2 separate regions of the Mus musculus genome follow, and region 2 is linked to region 1. Evidence: chromatin loops called from intact Hi-C (ENCODE). Cell type or tissue: heart. All regions are shown on one strand.

What was found. Hi-C counts contacts between places; a loop is a spot of excess contacts. Peaks named below come from ENCODE experiments on the same cell type or tissue, not always from the same donor. Only the 100,000 strongest peaks of a DNase experiment are listed, where the experiment ranks them.
Region 2: it touches region 1 in a loop (2.2-fold over the local background); 1 of 42 quality-filtered maps calls a loop at or near these places.

Annotation. Positions count from the first base shown.
Region 1 is chr4:55,228,177-55,236,176 of GRCm38, reverse strand. The region is part of intron 2 of Gm34231 (a long non-coding RNA gene); the gene reads right to left. Among named protein-coding and RNA genes, the nearest start is that of Gm34231, 24 kb to the right of the region's middle. In heart, a CTCF peak has its summit at 4,461 (motif pointing left); no DNase peak of the experiment used is centred here.
Region 2 is chr4:55,121,382-55,129,381 of GRCm38, reverse strand. No RefSeq gene overlaps it. Among named protein-coding and RNA genes, the nearest start is that of Gm12514, 14 kb to the left of the region's middle. In heart, a CTCF peak has its summit at 7,126 (motif pointing right); a DNase peak (open chromatin) is centred at 3,701.

The DNA of each region.
Region 1 (8,000 bases):
ATGGCTGACTGCAGTTTGGAGTCAGTGTTGCTTGCAGTGGGGAGCCAGGGAAGATTCTAAATGTGAAGATTTGCCCAGCTCCATTGGATCTGCATCACAGAAATAAGATTCTGACATCGGATAGAAACTTGTTAGAAAAGGCTAAAAGAGAGACACTTCAGAAAGCCAGTGACAATCATAGCCAGAACCAGATGCGGTGAAAGTAACAGGGCAAAGAAAGCTAGCTTAAGATGCAACGAAGACAATGTTGACGTTATGCCTAGATACGGGGACTTGAGAGAAGGGACGTTGAGGATACTAGGACCATTGCTAGATAGTCAAGTCATGAGTCAAGACAAAGAAACTAGACAGATGAATAGGAAGACAGGAGCAGATGGGGCCAAGATGAGAGTCTAGTTTTGGATATGCTGAGTATTATTATTGGGGTCACTGAGGAGAATTGTCCAGTACACAACTGTTCTAATTTGCTTTTCTGTTGCTGTGATAAACACCATGACCAAAAACAAGTTGGAAAGGAACAGAGTTATTTTAGCTTACAGGTAATGATTCATCATTAAAGGAAGCCATGGCAGAAACTCTCGGCAGGAGTGTGGAGGTAGGAACTGAGACAGAGACCACAAGAGAACACTGCCCACTGGCTTGCTTCAAGCATCACATTCAGCAACCTTTCTTTTACAGCTCAGTCCCACCTCCCTAAATAGTACCACAGACAGTGCGCTGGGCTCTCTTATGTCAACTAGCAATCAGGATGATGCTCCCAAAGACAAGCCCATGGTTTGATAGAGGCAATGTCTCAGATGTGTTGTCTTCTTCCTAAGCATGTCAAGTTGACAGTCAAGATTAGACATCCCAACAATTGAATATTTCAATTTACAAAAGATGAGACACCTGAGTGGCAGATCAAATTCTCTCAGGGGCATTTTTGTTTGGATTGTATAATTGATTCTTTTTATTAGAGTTCTGCAAAGCTACCATGAACACTAAATTAGGAAACACCAAGCCATTGCTCCTAGCAAAAGATAGAGTGGGGGGTGGGGTGTCTTGTGACTCTCACAACAGTCTCATCTTTATTTAATAGATAACCTTATTTATGTATGTTTTCATTTAAGAACATCTTTTTTTTAATATCATTGACTTGTGACTAATGAAATCATGGCCAACAACACTCCAACTCAACCCATAATAAAGCTTTTCTAAAATATATTTTCACCATAAGGCATAACACAGACTTCTTGTGTTTAAGACAAGAGAGTAGACAAAAATGTGAAGCTGATAAATTGATCATGAAAGTAAATGCATGTTTTTGCTTTAGTTATTAATGGAGCCAAGGAAACTAGAAAGAGAAACAGAGAATTAGGGAGAAATGAGGTGAAGATGATGATCCAGTTTGTGATATGCTAATTATTAAGAACTAAAACAGGAAGGCAAAGTGCTGCCTTGTTCGGCCTCAGTTGGGGATCTGTAAGTAGATGCCTTAAACTTCCTGTTGCTGTGTCTATCCTGACAGTAAAAGCTCCATGAGTACTGATGATGGGATTACAGATAAAGTTTTTCGAGCGGGAAAAGTTCTTGAGTGATGTGGAAAAGCCATTCAGCATCATGACTAGTTGGTTGATATTGCCTCATGAAGGGATAATGAGATAAAAGGGGGCTTAGAATATGCCCCGAGTGTCACCAACATCTAAAAAATGGGTAACAGGAAAGATATGTGTGTGTGGGCAGGGGCGGGGTGGAAGAAGGAGGGCTCACACCTACAGCTCACAGCACGCACAGGAGCCGGGTGGGGAGGATCTTGGAGCAGTTGGAGGAGGAAAACCATAATCACAATAAATTGAAGAACTCTATTCTCATTGAGAAAATATTATTTTTTTTTTTTAAAAAGTGCTCAGGGGTCTCCACTATAGCAAGAGATTAACTAAGGAGGGAAGGGTACCACTTGATTTGACAAATAGAATGAGAACTTGGGGAGACAAGTTCTTGGGCTTCTTACTGCGGGACACAAGGCAATTTGCTTTGCTGGAGGCTGAAGAATTAATGGCAGGGGAATGTTCATCCCATTGTAGATATTCCCGGATATGCTTCAGAGTAAAGGGAATGAGAAAGGTGGCTTAATGGCTGAAAAGAACCCAATGGGGTGTTGGCTTATCGTCTAAGAGGAAGAAGGACGACATTTCCAAGTGTCAGTGGTTTATTCCTGTCTAGTTGTTGAGAGGAGACAGTAGAAGGGGAAGGAGGTAAGGACTGGAGGGTGGCTGGCAAGTAGGGGCCACTGGTAGGTGTGAGCACAGAGGAGAGCCTTCAGTGGCCCGGGAAGGGAGCTGAGCCTGAGAGCTGGGTCATTCAACATGTCACATTTGTCCTCTCCCTAGAGCTTTTTCAGCCGTTGTTTCCTCTGTCTGTGTCCTCACATGCCTCTCTCTGTGGCTCTTCATATGACCCATTCCTTCCCGTCAGGTGCCAACTCAAAGGTCAGCTCAACAGAGAGGCTGTCCTGACATTCCGAGTTCAGGGTGTCCTTCATCCTTATCCAAATGGTCTACTCATCTCTTCACCCACCTCATCCCCATCTCCTCTCTTGACTGAGAACTCTACTGATTGTCACCTTGGTAGGATCCAGAAGGACCTAGGAGACAAACCTCTGTGTATGTCTGTGGGGGAAGCTCTTGACCAGTGACTCTCAAACTTCCCAATTCTTCGAACCTTTAATACAGTTTTGCAGGTTGTGGTGATTTCCAACCATAAAATTATTTTTGTTGCTACTTCATAACTTTAATTTCTCTACTCTTAGGAACCATAATGTAAATATCTGTGTTTTCTGGTTGTCTTAGGTGACCCCTATGAAAGGGTCATTCAACCCTCAGAGGAGTTGAGACGCACGAGTTGAGAACCAGTGCTCTAGACTGAGGGAATCCAGGTGGGAAATCTCACTCTAACTTTGGGGACATCATTCCACGGACCGGGGGGCCAATACTGAGTAAAAATGGAGAAAGTGAGCTGACTATCAGCGTTCATTGCTCCCTACTTCCTGTCTGCAGATGCAATGTGGTCAGCCACCTCACACCACTGCTGTCTTGTTTTCCCCCAATAACAGTCTATCCCCTAAAGCTGTAAGCTTCAACGGGCTCTTCCTGTCTTAAGTGGCTTTTGTCATCTTTCTCTGCCACAGCCATAAGGAAAGTAATGAGTATAAACCTCACAAGACCTTAGATTCTCATTGGTTTTGTTCACAGGTGTATGATGTATTCCCAGTGCGTGGCAGGCACCTGTACAAATGAACAGCAGCTAGGAAGCAAAGGTTTTGCTTGGGGGCTGGGGGGGGGGGGCGACAAGTTTTCTTCTTTGTGCTCCAGTGCCAAGAATATCCATTCAGTGTTGACTACATCTCTACTTCCAGAATCGACCAAAGAGAAACAAGAAGCGGTATCCAAGCACAACCTTGGATACAAAATGGTTAAAATAGCATTATTTAAATGGCCTAGAAGTGACCAGACCTCAAATGTCAGCCAACAAATGGATTACCAGCTTTTTGGAAAGGAATGCATTTGTGTAGCAGGCTATTATTCAGCCATAAAAGGAATAAAGTTCTAATATGTATAGCAATGGCTGAACCTTGAGAAATAAGAATAAGTAGAGGAAGCCAGACTTAAGAAACCACATACTGTACAATGGAACTTATGCAGAGTGTGCATGAATCACAGAGACGGAAAGTACATTGGTCACTGGCAGGGGCTCAGGAGATTGAGGGTGGAATGAGAAGTGACAATTCAGTGAGAACAGGAATTTTGGGAGTGACTGTGAGAGGGGTGTTAAGAAACATTTTTCTTTTCTAGGATGTAATTAGGTAATTATGAAGATTGAACACCAGAGACCATGACATTGTGAAGTTCAAAATAGTTAAAATTGTGAACCCTAATAAAAAGTACACAACGGAAGTGCATCAGGTGTGTAGCTCAGGTCTGAAATACGCTGGCCTGGTACTTTAATCTGTCCCCACAGGAGTTTGAGAACTACTTAACGAAAGGCCTCAGGCATGAGTATGCCAAACAGATGTGTTATTCCAAGTTATCAATTCATTACTCCTAAGATTCTTGAGAGAGTCTCTCAGTCTGTGAGCTCTCAACTCTTGCATAAAGATGTGGTTTTTAGGTAGCCCATAAATGCTTTAATATTTACAGAATAAAACATGGAACTTTTGCTTGGAGTCCTTGCAAATGCTAGTACTAAAGAGAGACATATTTTTCAAGTGACAGAAACCATCTCCCTGCCTCTCCGTCTTTATACAAAGGTCCGTGGAAGGTGATACTTCTAAGGGTGTCCTTCCATGATACCAGTGGGTGGGGAGCTTTCTAGGGACATCAAAGCCACAGTAATGGGACTAGTTCTCTGCTAAGAGTTCATTGTGTCCTGGGGGCAGTCAGTGAACGAACTGATTCCTTTGAGTCCTGGCTGTGAGTAGCCCTCTAGTGGCAGCTGCTGACATTAGCCATCCTTATGTAGAGCCCTGGTAGGTCTGTGTGCCAATCAGTGTGAGTCCTAAGCAGTGTCACAGCAATGCTATTCCAACAAACCATCTCTAGGAACATGAAAGTTCCAGGTCTAGTTTAGCCAAACATGAATGATTAAAGTCTCTGAGTAAATTTTCTTTTGCTCGTGGAAGAATGAAGGATCATGGGTATGAACATATGGACATCATAAATCTTCATTTCAACTGGACATGGAAAAAGACACCCAAGTGTAGGATCTCTTTATAGGAGAGAAATTTGGATGTCTGTCATATATTTTTCTTTTATTCCCCTCCTTTCGATAGGGCCTCATATAACCCAGGCTGGCTCTGATATAGTCAAGGATGACCTTAAACTTCTGACCTCCTGCTTCCATTTCTCAAGTGCTGTGATTCCCGAGTGCTTAGATTGCTGGTGTGCACCACCTGGCTTGTGAGGTGCTAGATCAGACCTGGGGTTTTATGTAAGCTAAGTGTACTGGCTAGTTTTGTGTCAACTTGACACAGGCTGGAGTTATCACAGAGAAAGGAGCTTCAGTTGAGGAAATGCCTCCATGAGATACAACTGTAAGGCATTTTCTCAGTTAGTGATCAAGGGGCAAAGGCCCCTTGTGGGTAGGACCATCTCTGGGCTGGTAGTCTTGAGTTCTATAAGAGAGCAAGCTGAACAAGCCAGTAAAGAACATCCTTTCATGGCCTCTGCATCAGTTCCTGCTTCCTGACCTGCTTGAGTTCCAGTCCTGACTTCCTTTGGTGATGAACAGCAGTATGGAAAATGTAAACTGAATAAACCCTTTCCTCCCCAACTTGCTTCTTGGTCATGATGTTTGTGCAGGAATAGAAACCCTGACTAAGACCCTAAGCAAGCACTCTACCCACCGAGCTTCATCCTTAGACACCCTCCTCCCCCAAGCTGATCATTTAACCACAGAAAGGATGACCTGAAGATAGAGATGTGTGAATTTCATCTAAGTTTATGTGAAAACTTTGTTCACTTAGTGACTCTGTAGCATGTCATATCTCTCCTTGAAGGAGTCTGTTCCAACTGCCTCTTTTCCATTCTGACATCAGGCCCTGGTCTGTGCTTACACCTCTGTTCCTGTGGGTCAGCCACTGCTTCAACAATATGTACTCTGAGTTAAGGATAAGGTAGTCAATGTAAAAGGGAAAGTGTTGGCTCTGTAGGGAGGTGGATAAATATACCTGGCAGAGAAATACACATAAGAATCAGCCTGAGTGAGAACAGAGAGATGCAGAGGGCTAAAAGGGATTGATGACTTCTGATAAGGTGGTTTGAGAAGAACCTTCTAGTAAGATGGGATTCTGCGTCAGGGACTTGATACAGAACGCCATGGGGTTGTGTACTGGATCAAGAAGGACTAGGACATAAGAACATTCTCTCAGGATCACTGAAATGGCTTGAATGGAAAATGCTCACCAAGGCTCATGTGTTTGAGCACGTGGTCCCTGGTTGGTGTTATTTTGGGGGATTTTATGGAACCCTTAGAAGGTATGTATGTCCTTGTTGAAGGATGTATGTCCCCACTTCCAGTTCTTTTTCTCTGCCCTGCATTTGTAGTTAAGATGGGACTGCTCAGCTTCCTGCTCCAGCCTCTTGCTGCCATGCTCTCCCCATTATTGTGCACTCTTCCGTTAGAGCCATCAACCAAATGTAAATAGTTCTTCCTTATGTTCCTTTTGGTTATAGTGTTTTAGCACACAAAAAAGTGATGTTATGTGGTTGTGTTGTTCCTAATACCCTCACTATGGGTACAGATGAACCATCCAGAGCCTGCTGCTGGAATGTAGGCAGAGGAGACAGTGGTCCCACCAGAGTGAGGCAAAAGGCAGTCAGACTGCAAGAGCATTTGGAAGATGAAAGGCTAAGGGTATGACACCATGTGTGGATACCTGAAAGAACGGGTCTATACCCAAAACAGCCATATGTGGGCTGGAAGTTTGAGACAGGGAGCTAGAAGATGGGTCTTGGATTTGTTAAATCTAAAATGTCATTGGCATGTCGAACTTGAGGCTATTCATTGTCAATTGTCAGATTCCACATGGTACAGGATGAAATTATTATCATCTTCCAGGGGATAAAAATAGACACAAAAGACAAGTAGACTAAGAACAGAGTTCCAAGGCACCAGGGGCCCCAAGAACTAGATGAGACACAAAGACTCATGAGGAAGTGGTGCCCTGAGAACAAGTGACAAAGTTGGTCCAAGAAAGAGGGAGCCGAGACCCTGGGCATGAGGAAAACAGAGAAAATGACACTGGATTTTGCAACATGGAGGTCATGGGAGTCCTGGTGAGAACCCTTCTATAGGAATGATGGAACCCAAAACCTGAGGGCAATGACTTTGAGAGAGGAAGGGGAGGGAGTGATGTGGCTGAGCCTCCATAGCTACTGTCACATTTTTTCTATGAAGATCTGAGGAGCTAAGGAGATGGCTTAGTGGGAAGAGGGCTTGCCCTACAAATATGAGGGCATAGTTCAAATCTCCAGAACCCATATGAAAGCCAGGCACTGTATCTGCATTCCCAGTGCTCCTATAGTGAGATAAGAGGGGGAAATGAGGATCTGTGTAAGCTTGTAGGCCAGCTAGCCTGGTGTATACAGTAGCAGTCAACCTGCCTCAAAGCAAGGTAGAAGGAAAAACCATACCTTGGGTTTTCCTATGACTTTCTCAAAGTTGCTATGACACTCGTGTAGCCTCAGTCACACTCACCCATACATGCACACTCATACACACACACACACACACACACACACACACACATATGCATGCACGTGCCTTTTGTGAAGAAGTGTGTATTCTCCAAGCAAGTGAGAAGGTATAGGCTCCATTGCACAGTGGAGGAGTCAGGCACAAAAGATGACTAAGAAAAAGGGTATTGTATCATTCTCCTCTCTTCAGGGTTTCATAGCTAGTATGTCCTGTGAGCTGGGGACAGAGATGGATAGGAAAGGCAGCAGAGTTTAAGTTATATACAATTTGAAGTGAACTATTCAAACACCCTTAAAATATCAATATGTAAACCTTAACATAGCTCTATACATCGAATGCCAGAATATAGCAATGCAAAGTTCTAATAGGCACCAAGGGTACAAGAAAAAGTTTTCGGTTGAAAACTTAGCATCCATCATCATGAATGCATCTCTATGAGTTGGGGAGGGGCTCACAGTGCTGTTGGTTTTTGCAGATGACACTAATAGCTGGTCTAAGCCTCACACATTTGTTACCTTTGTTGCTGTGTTCAGATGCAGTTTAAGGAAGCGTTTATTTTGGCTTATGGTTCCAGAGGGCTAGATGTCAATAACAGCAGAGAAGGCATGGCAGCAGGAGCAGGAAGCAGAGAGAGCATCTTGGCAACTGCTTACGCGGGTCTGGAGAGAAGGAACTGGGAGTAGGGCAAGGTTGTAAACCCTCAAAGTCAGTTCCCAGTGACACGTTTCCTCCAGTAAGGATACCTCCTGAAAGTTCCATAGGTTCCT
Region 2 (8,000 bases), 110 kb after region 1:
GAGAAACCCTGTCTCAAAAAAAACAATAAATAAATAAATAAATAAATAAATAAATAAATAAATAAATAAATAAATAGCAACTCCTAATTCATCACATTCTTATAGGATTGCATAAGTCAATTCAAGTAGAACAATTATAGTGACTGGCATGTATTGAATGTTTAACAAAGGTCATCCATTTCATCTGTTCTCCCCTCTAGAATATATCTAAGTGTGCTCTTAGTGTTGGATGTTTTCGCTATATTTAGTGGGAGTCTTAAGAAAAATTATATGGATCTATGCCAGACAATGGAAACGACTGAACTGTGTTCTTCTTCTGGTAGCAGAATGCTTCTTGTCTTTATGGGGTCATCACTTCTCATATATATATACGGTTATATATATATAACCGTACCCATCACCTTTGGGCTCCTCTAACATGGGGCTGTTACACATACTGCACAGCGTTGGTAGGATTAAGTGTGACAATGTAATAAGGTGCCAGGACAATGCTGAACACATGCTAATAACTCTCAGATCTCAGGACTTCCCATTGCTCCTGCTTCTACAGCGGGAACCTGGAATTCAACAATGGTAAGGAAACTCAAGAGTCAGGGATCTATCTTCCCACCTCATACGCTGCTTGACTCCTGCCTGATCTTTTATTTCCCAGGACAGCCTGCCCTGGTAAATGTTCTAAAGCAGACTTCAAGTTCTGGTGTGGGGAGGGGATCAGGACTTGAGAGTTAAGTGGGTCACTTTGAAGCTAATGCAGTCTAATTGCCCACATTCTGGTCTGTTCATTATTTCCACCATGTTCTCCGTCTTTCCTCTTTACCTTTGCTCAGTCTGTGCCTCTGCCCACGAGATCCTCCCTCCTCTCCCTCCTCTGCTCAGAGCTTAAATTAATTTGAAGCTGCAAAACCAGCTCTTCCGTCCCTTCTCTTTGACCTCCTGCACCTCGCTTTAGCACAGCAAAGGCACACGGTTTTGTTCCCTCAAATCTCTATAATCAGAATTAGCCAACTATTACCCATTTGGGAAATTCCCACCTTTTCAACCTGCTTTTGTAAACAAAGTTTTATTGGCGCACAGCCATGACTGCATTGAGTAGGGCTGCGGTTGGGCTATAAGATCAGAGTTGCGTAGTCACAGCAGAGATTTCATGACCTGTGATGCCTAAAGGTTTACTATCTGGTCCTACACGGAGGAAGTTTGCCAACTCCTGCTGCAGAGCGCTGGCACTGCATAGGAACTTGTACGAAATATAGAAGCTTGGGATCACCTTGGGCCCTGGCTCCATGCTGGCAGTGTAACAAGCCACGTGCTTCCTATGCATCTTAGACGAAGAGGGGCTTCTCTGATTTTGGCTTAGGGCAAACAAGGAGCCCTGCATCGTTGCCCAGTACAGGGTATATAAAAGAGATTCATCTGACAGAAGCCGACTGATGGTGGTGAAGAAGAAAGCCATTTTCTGCACAGTGTTTCTGAAAGCGTGGTCCCCAGAGAGAGAGCATCCACATTTCTAACGCCCACTTCACTTTCACAAAGCTGTTACCAAATCCCTGACCCAAACTCCTTAGGGAAGGAATTCTTTCTTTTGGCTCAGGGTTTCATAGGATTCAGCTCGTAGTTACTCAGTCTATGTCTGGAGCAGTACCCCATGGTTACAGGAGCCTGTGGCAAAGAGCAACTGTGCATATCACAAAACCAGGAAGCAGACAGTAAGCCAGGAACTCGTCAAGGAAAATATACCCTGTAGGGCCTCCTTCCTCCAGAAAGGCCCCACTTCCAAGTTGCCACAATGGCTAGGGACCAAGTGTCCAAGCAGGAACTTGTGGGGCACATTTCAGATTCAAACCATAAAAGCAACGGGCAGAAACTCTGGAGTAAGCTTAGCCATTGGTGCTTTAATGAGCCCTTAGGGTGACTCAAACACGGGCTGAATTCAGACATCTCAGATCCAAAGGTCCTATTTACTTTGCTCTAGGATAAGGGCCTTGTCATCAGCATGCACACCTTTCAACCCTGCACGTAATCCTCATTTCTAGCCGGGTTGAGAACCTCTGTTTTAGATCATCTCAATGCAATGAGTTTTCATTGAGTGCATATTTTCGTGCCAGGCACTAAGCTGTGTCAACTGCCGCAGCCACATTGGTATCTGTATTTACATGGTAAGGCAAGGTCTCTCTTCCCGAAAAGATCACCAGTGAATTGGGCAGTAGTCATGTGACTCAATGAATTGCATACACACTAATGTCTGCTGTGATAGTAGTAGCCTGGAACCCAAAGGCAGAAATAGTTGAGGTAAGTCTTTGTTTTCATGTGTATGTGTCTGTATGCATGTGTGCACAAGTGTGAGCAGGTGTACGTGTGTGTCTGTGTGTGTGCTCACGAATGTGGAGGCCAGAAGTTGGTGCCACATGTTTTCTTCAATCACTTTTTATGTTGTTTTAACTTTTGCACATTTCTTAAAAGATTTTTTTTATTTTATGTAAATGAGTGTTTTGCCTGCATGTTTGTCCGTGTACCACATGCATCCCTAGTACCCACAGAGGTCAGAAGAGGGCACTGAATACTCTGAAATGGGAGTTATGGGTGGTTCTAAGCTGCACGGAGGTGGTGGGATTCAAACCCAGAACAAAAGAGCTTTTAACCACGGCACCACCTCTCCGGCTCTCACCTTGTTGTATTGGCCTGAAGCTCACGGATCTGGCTAGATTGGTTGGCCATCAAATCTCAGGGCTCCTCCTTGCTGTGCCTCCCTAGCTATGAGGTTCCACTCATGACACCATGGCCAGCTGCTACATGGGTGCTGGTGACTGAACTCGGGTCCTTATGCTTGGTTGTTGTTGTTGTTTTTCGAGACAGGGTTTCTCTGTGTAGCCCTGGCTGTCTGGAACTCACTTTGTAGACCAGGCTGGCCTCGAACTCAGAAATCCGCCTGCCTCTGTCTCCCAAGTGCTGGGATTAAAGGCGTGCACCACCACACCCGGCCTCGGATCCTTATGCTTACACAAGCAATTTCTCTACCAACTGAGCCATTTCCCTGGTTTGTTTTTATTTTTGTTTGTTTGTTTGTTTTGTTTTGTTTTGTTTTAAGATAAGATCTTTGGTTGTATCACTGGCTGGCCTGGACCTCACTATGTAGACCAGGCTGCACTTGAAGTTACTGCAACGTTCCTGCTTCCCAAGGGCATGGATCACAGGTGTGTGCCACCCTGACCCAGTGAGCTAAGTCTTAAAGATAAGAAAAATGTTCTGGAACATCGGAGGCAGAGAAATTAGTATGCACCAAGGCACTGGGTCAGAGGACACAACCAAAGGAAACTGTTTCATTTGAAAAATTCCAAAATGCTTTCGTGTAGATGAAATATCAGAAACCAAGTGGCAAGTGTAGAGTGTGAACTGGACAGGTAAGCCCAAGCCTCGAAAGGGGGTTGTGATTGGAGTTAAGTGCCCCAAGTCCTCCTGACATGATTGCTCAGTGTCTAGTTTTATCTCCAAGCCTAGTGAGGAGTGGCCAAAGGAAGAGAACCACTTGGCAGAATTCCACAGACGCATGGAGTCTCCGTGGTCTGTGAAGAGAAAGCAGACTATTTACTGGAAAGCAGAGAAACTCCATACCCACAGCTACACAGATAGCTAGATTCCCCCCACCCCACCCCATCTCCCTGGCCACACTACCCATGCTGAGAGACTTCTGCCTCGGTGCGCTGCACACAGACAGATGAGGCTGGCAGAGCTGCTCTGTCTTGCAGCCGGGAGCCGGCACACAGCTGCTAACTTTCTTCCCCCCCTCACGTTAAGCTGGAACATTCTGCACTTTTCTTCTCCAACTCTTTCAAAGCAAGTCATTTCCCCCCTTCTTTTTTGGAAGGACGCCCATTGTTCCTGTGACATTAAAGATAGGTCTTCAGGCAGCAATTGGTGGAGTTAAGCTGTATTATGGGGACTTGTCACAAGGATACAACATTATACAAAGAAATGATGTGAAACAAAAATTGCTCTCTTCAGCCTTCCCAACCACTCCTGCATACAGATTTCAAGCCAGCGTTCTGCCCCGGTGTGACTGGGATAAGGGAGGAAAGGGAGGGAGGGCTGGGATACGTGTGTCTCTTCTAAGCAGCATTCCAGCTGCTGGGGACGCTGGTGGTTCTGGGAATTGGTGATGGACAGGGTAAGAAGGGAGGGTTGGGTGGTGGGAGACCGAAGAGGAGTGCCTTCCTTGTTTTGTTTTTCCTAGGAGTTTCTTAGGAAGAGTTATGTCAGATTGGGAACTAAGGGATGATGGTTATTTGAAGAGCTAAAGGCCTTTCCTTTCCCATGGAGATTCACACATTCATTTCCCAACCACTTTTCCTGACAATAAATAGTGACGTGCTACTACTGAAATGGGGCCCCATCTAAATTCTGGATGGAGAGTCTAGATATCGCTTGCCAAAGACATCATTTCTTTCTTTATTCTTTAATTTAAATTGGCTGTGGCCTCTGGTCCCTGCTCTCACTCACCGAGTGAGCTAGGAAAAATTATTTAAATGACCTCATGACTCTCTTTTCTCCTCTACAAAATGGGAATGTGTACTAGAGGCAGGAATGTGTGACCTTTTGACATCAGGACATGATGTTCTTGTATACAAAGTCCATGTTTGACATTAACACAATTGAGTTATTAAAGAGAAAATCTCAAAATGGCTCAGTGAGTAAAAGCCTGCTCATTCTGCAAGCCCGATGGGCTGAGTTCGATCCCGGAACCGACATCATGGTCGAAGGAGAGGACTCCCCAAAGCTGTTCTTTGATCGCAACATAAAAATTGCAGCATAGGCATGTCCCTTCACATCCCCAGCAGCTGGAAGGATGCTTAAAAGAGACCCACATATTCCTCCCTTCCATTCCACCGTAATCCCAGTCACTCTGGGACAAACATACATATACAATGATAATGAATAAATGTTTACATGTCATAACTATTCAATATTTGTGTGTGTGTGCATGAGTATTTGTGCACGTGAGTGTGTGTGTGCACGATATCAGGTCAAAAGAGGAAGTTTGATTCCCTAAAGCTGAAATTACAGTGTCCTCTGGAAAATCTTAAGCAATGGTAACTGCTGAGTGGTCTCCCCAGCCCCCAATTTCATAATATTTTAGGTTAAGTGTACAGATTTGTGTTGGGCTGCATTCATAGCTCATAAGTATTATATCATCCCTTGGTACATGCTAAAGTAGAATTCCCTTATACTGCTATTACATGTGTTGAATAACACAGTGCCTGCAATTAATACAGCACTTGGCAGCCTACGTTCTCCATAACTGTTTGCTGTATGCTGTTGCTTTCACGGTTGGAAGTCTACGGACATTTATTAAATGCTACCAGTGCTCTCCGGGCCTCTGAGAAGGCAAGGGATGGAACTGGATGCTGCAGGTAATCCGTGGAGTGCAGAGCAGGCTGTGACAGATTGCGGATGAGGATGACCGAGAGAGGGGCGCAGGCTAACAGACAGATGAATGAGGAACATGCAGGCTAAGCCAGTGACCAGAAAAGAGGTAGCTCCTCTGGTTACTTGGTGGGTGAAGCCTAGATGGTGTTGAGTGCCCAAGTCATCCAGGAGACTTCTTGTTAGAGCTAAGAGGCTGTGCCAAGATATCCCAAAGTGTGGGGCCTGGCATGAGGGGGACGGTTACGGGAAGGGTGCTCCATGGAGAGAGACAGGGGGTAGGGCTGGAAAGTTTAGGCTGGCTCTTCTGGGTGAGAGGCTGTGCAAGGGTTAACTTCTGTAGGAAGTGTTGACTTGTTGGTTCTCTTGTTTGGGACAGGGTATCATGTAGTACAGGCTGGCCTGTAATTCCCTATTTTAACCAAGGATGAGCTTGCAGTTCTGTTGCTCTTGTCTCTCCTTGTAAGTGCTGCAGTGATTGGCATGCACCATTTCCCATGCCAAGTTTATGTAGTGCTGAGGACTGAACCCAGGGCTTTATGAATGCCGGGCAAGCATGCTACCAGCTCAGCTGGATTCCCAGCCCATGCCTTGACTCAGGCTGTGATCCAGGCTTCCCTAGAACTCCATATCATCCAGGATGCCTTTGACATTGGAGTGGTCCTTCTACCCCAGCTTCTAGGATATTAGGTTTATAAGTGTAAGCCACCACACCTACTCTTAAATGGAATCCTTAGACTCTTTCCTGACTCTAGGGAGCTGCCTGTTGGAAAACCTTTCTCTCCTACAGGAAGGTTATGATAAACAACCAAGGAGTGGACTGACGGGCAGGTAGTCAGGGATATCTACAGACACCAATGACACTGGACACTGGATGTACCCTCCAAGTCCTTTAATGATGGCCTCTACAGGTCTTACATTACCCAGCACCTCTGTCTCCCCTCCCCTCATTCCCATGAGACCCTGATCTCCTTGCAAAACTTTGCAAATGCAGGGACTTAGCCCTATATGAAGAATGAGTGGGTAACAGAATCATCCATCCCTCTGTAGCTTTCTGCACACACTTCCCAGAAGGAGTTGCAAGTTGCTTTTTCGTCTCCTGGGCTTCAGTGTTGCCTTGGGAGACCAGCTTTGGATTCTGCGGTTTACAGTGATAGAAAACACAGAGGAAGCAGGAAGAAGAAAAGGATGAAGCCGTCCTCTCCTCTCCCCATCCATCTGGACAGACTCTTGGCTGAACAGAGTAGAGGCCAGTTCCCTGTGCAGCGAAAGATGGATAACTTTCTTAGGGGGCGGTTCTGCCATATGGGAAGAAAGCTGGGATCTGCACCTCAGTCCTAAGGTCCCTTCTGTTAGTGATGTTCGGTTCCCTTGACCTCTTGGCATAGTTTGCAGATTCAAAAGAAGAACCCCAGGAACAAAAATCTCTCCAACGCCACATAGATTATTCTGGAATTAGGCCACTGCTGCCAATTTTATTTGGTGATCCCAGTTGGATCTCCAAATTACACCTGTAATTTGGTGCACTCCATGTATCTCAGACTGTCAGAGAAATCCTATAATTATTTTTCTAGGTGACAAAGTTTTAAGGACTAGCTAAATAAATGGAGCTAAATTTAGAGTTCTGCCTCTGTGCAAGGGAATGGGGCAAGGGGCAGGCAAGTGATCTGTGGCTTGGAGGAAGGAGAGTCTCGCTTCTATCCAAAAGGTGGCAGCAGAAATTACCTCAATTAACTGAACAAGAAGCCAAGCCTCCGCTGCCAGCTCACCAGGAGCCCTGGCACACACCTTTTTCCTTTTCTGCCAGATTCCAGGCCACGATCAGTAAGCGGTCCCCAGCTCCATCTGCTGCTCCCGTCTGAGACTGATCCCCGGGCCCTCATCACCTCCTGTTTTCTCCTCCAGCTCAGCATTCCAGAAGGAACAGGGTCAGAAGTTCACACAGCAAAGAAATCCCAGCCTAGAGCTATTTAACAGGGAGCTCAAAGAAAAGAGGCCAGGGCCTGGGTCTAGCCTGCACAAATTCCAGGAACAAGAAAGGTTTGCTGCACACTCACTATAGTTAGCACTCTGATGAAAACCAAGATGCAATGCTTATCAAGCTCTTTGCCAAAAGAGTTTTTTTAAAAAAAAAATGATTTATTTACTTATTATATGTAAGTACACTGTAGCTGTCTTCATACACTCCAGAAGAGGGCGTCAGATCTCATTAAAGATGGTTGTGAGCCATCATGTGGTTGCTGGGATTTGAACTCAGGACCTTCAGAAGAGCAGTGAGTGCTCTTAACCGCTGAGCCATCTCTCCAGCCCGCCAAAAGAGTTTTTAAATTTTTATTTATTATTATAAAGTCTCACTATGTAGCCCAGGCTACCCTGAACTCACTAAGTAGTCCAGGGTGAGCTCATATTCGCAATCCTCCAGCCTCAGCCTTCTATGTGATAAGACTATAGGTATATGCTACCACACTTGGCTTGTTTTCCTAGTTTTTTTTTTGTTTGTTTTAATGTATTAGTTAGTTTTGCTTTGGGGGAGGCTTTTTTGTTTCGGTTTTGTTTGTTTGTTTTAAGACAGTGTCTCATTACAT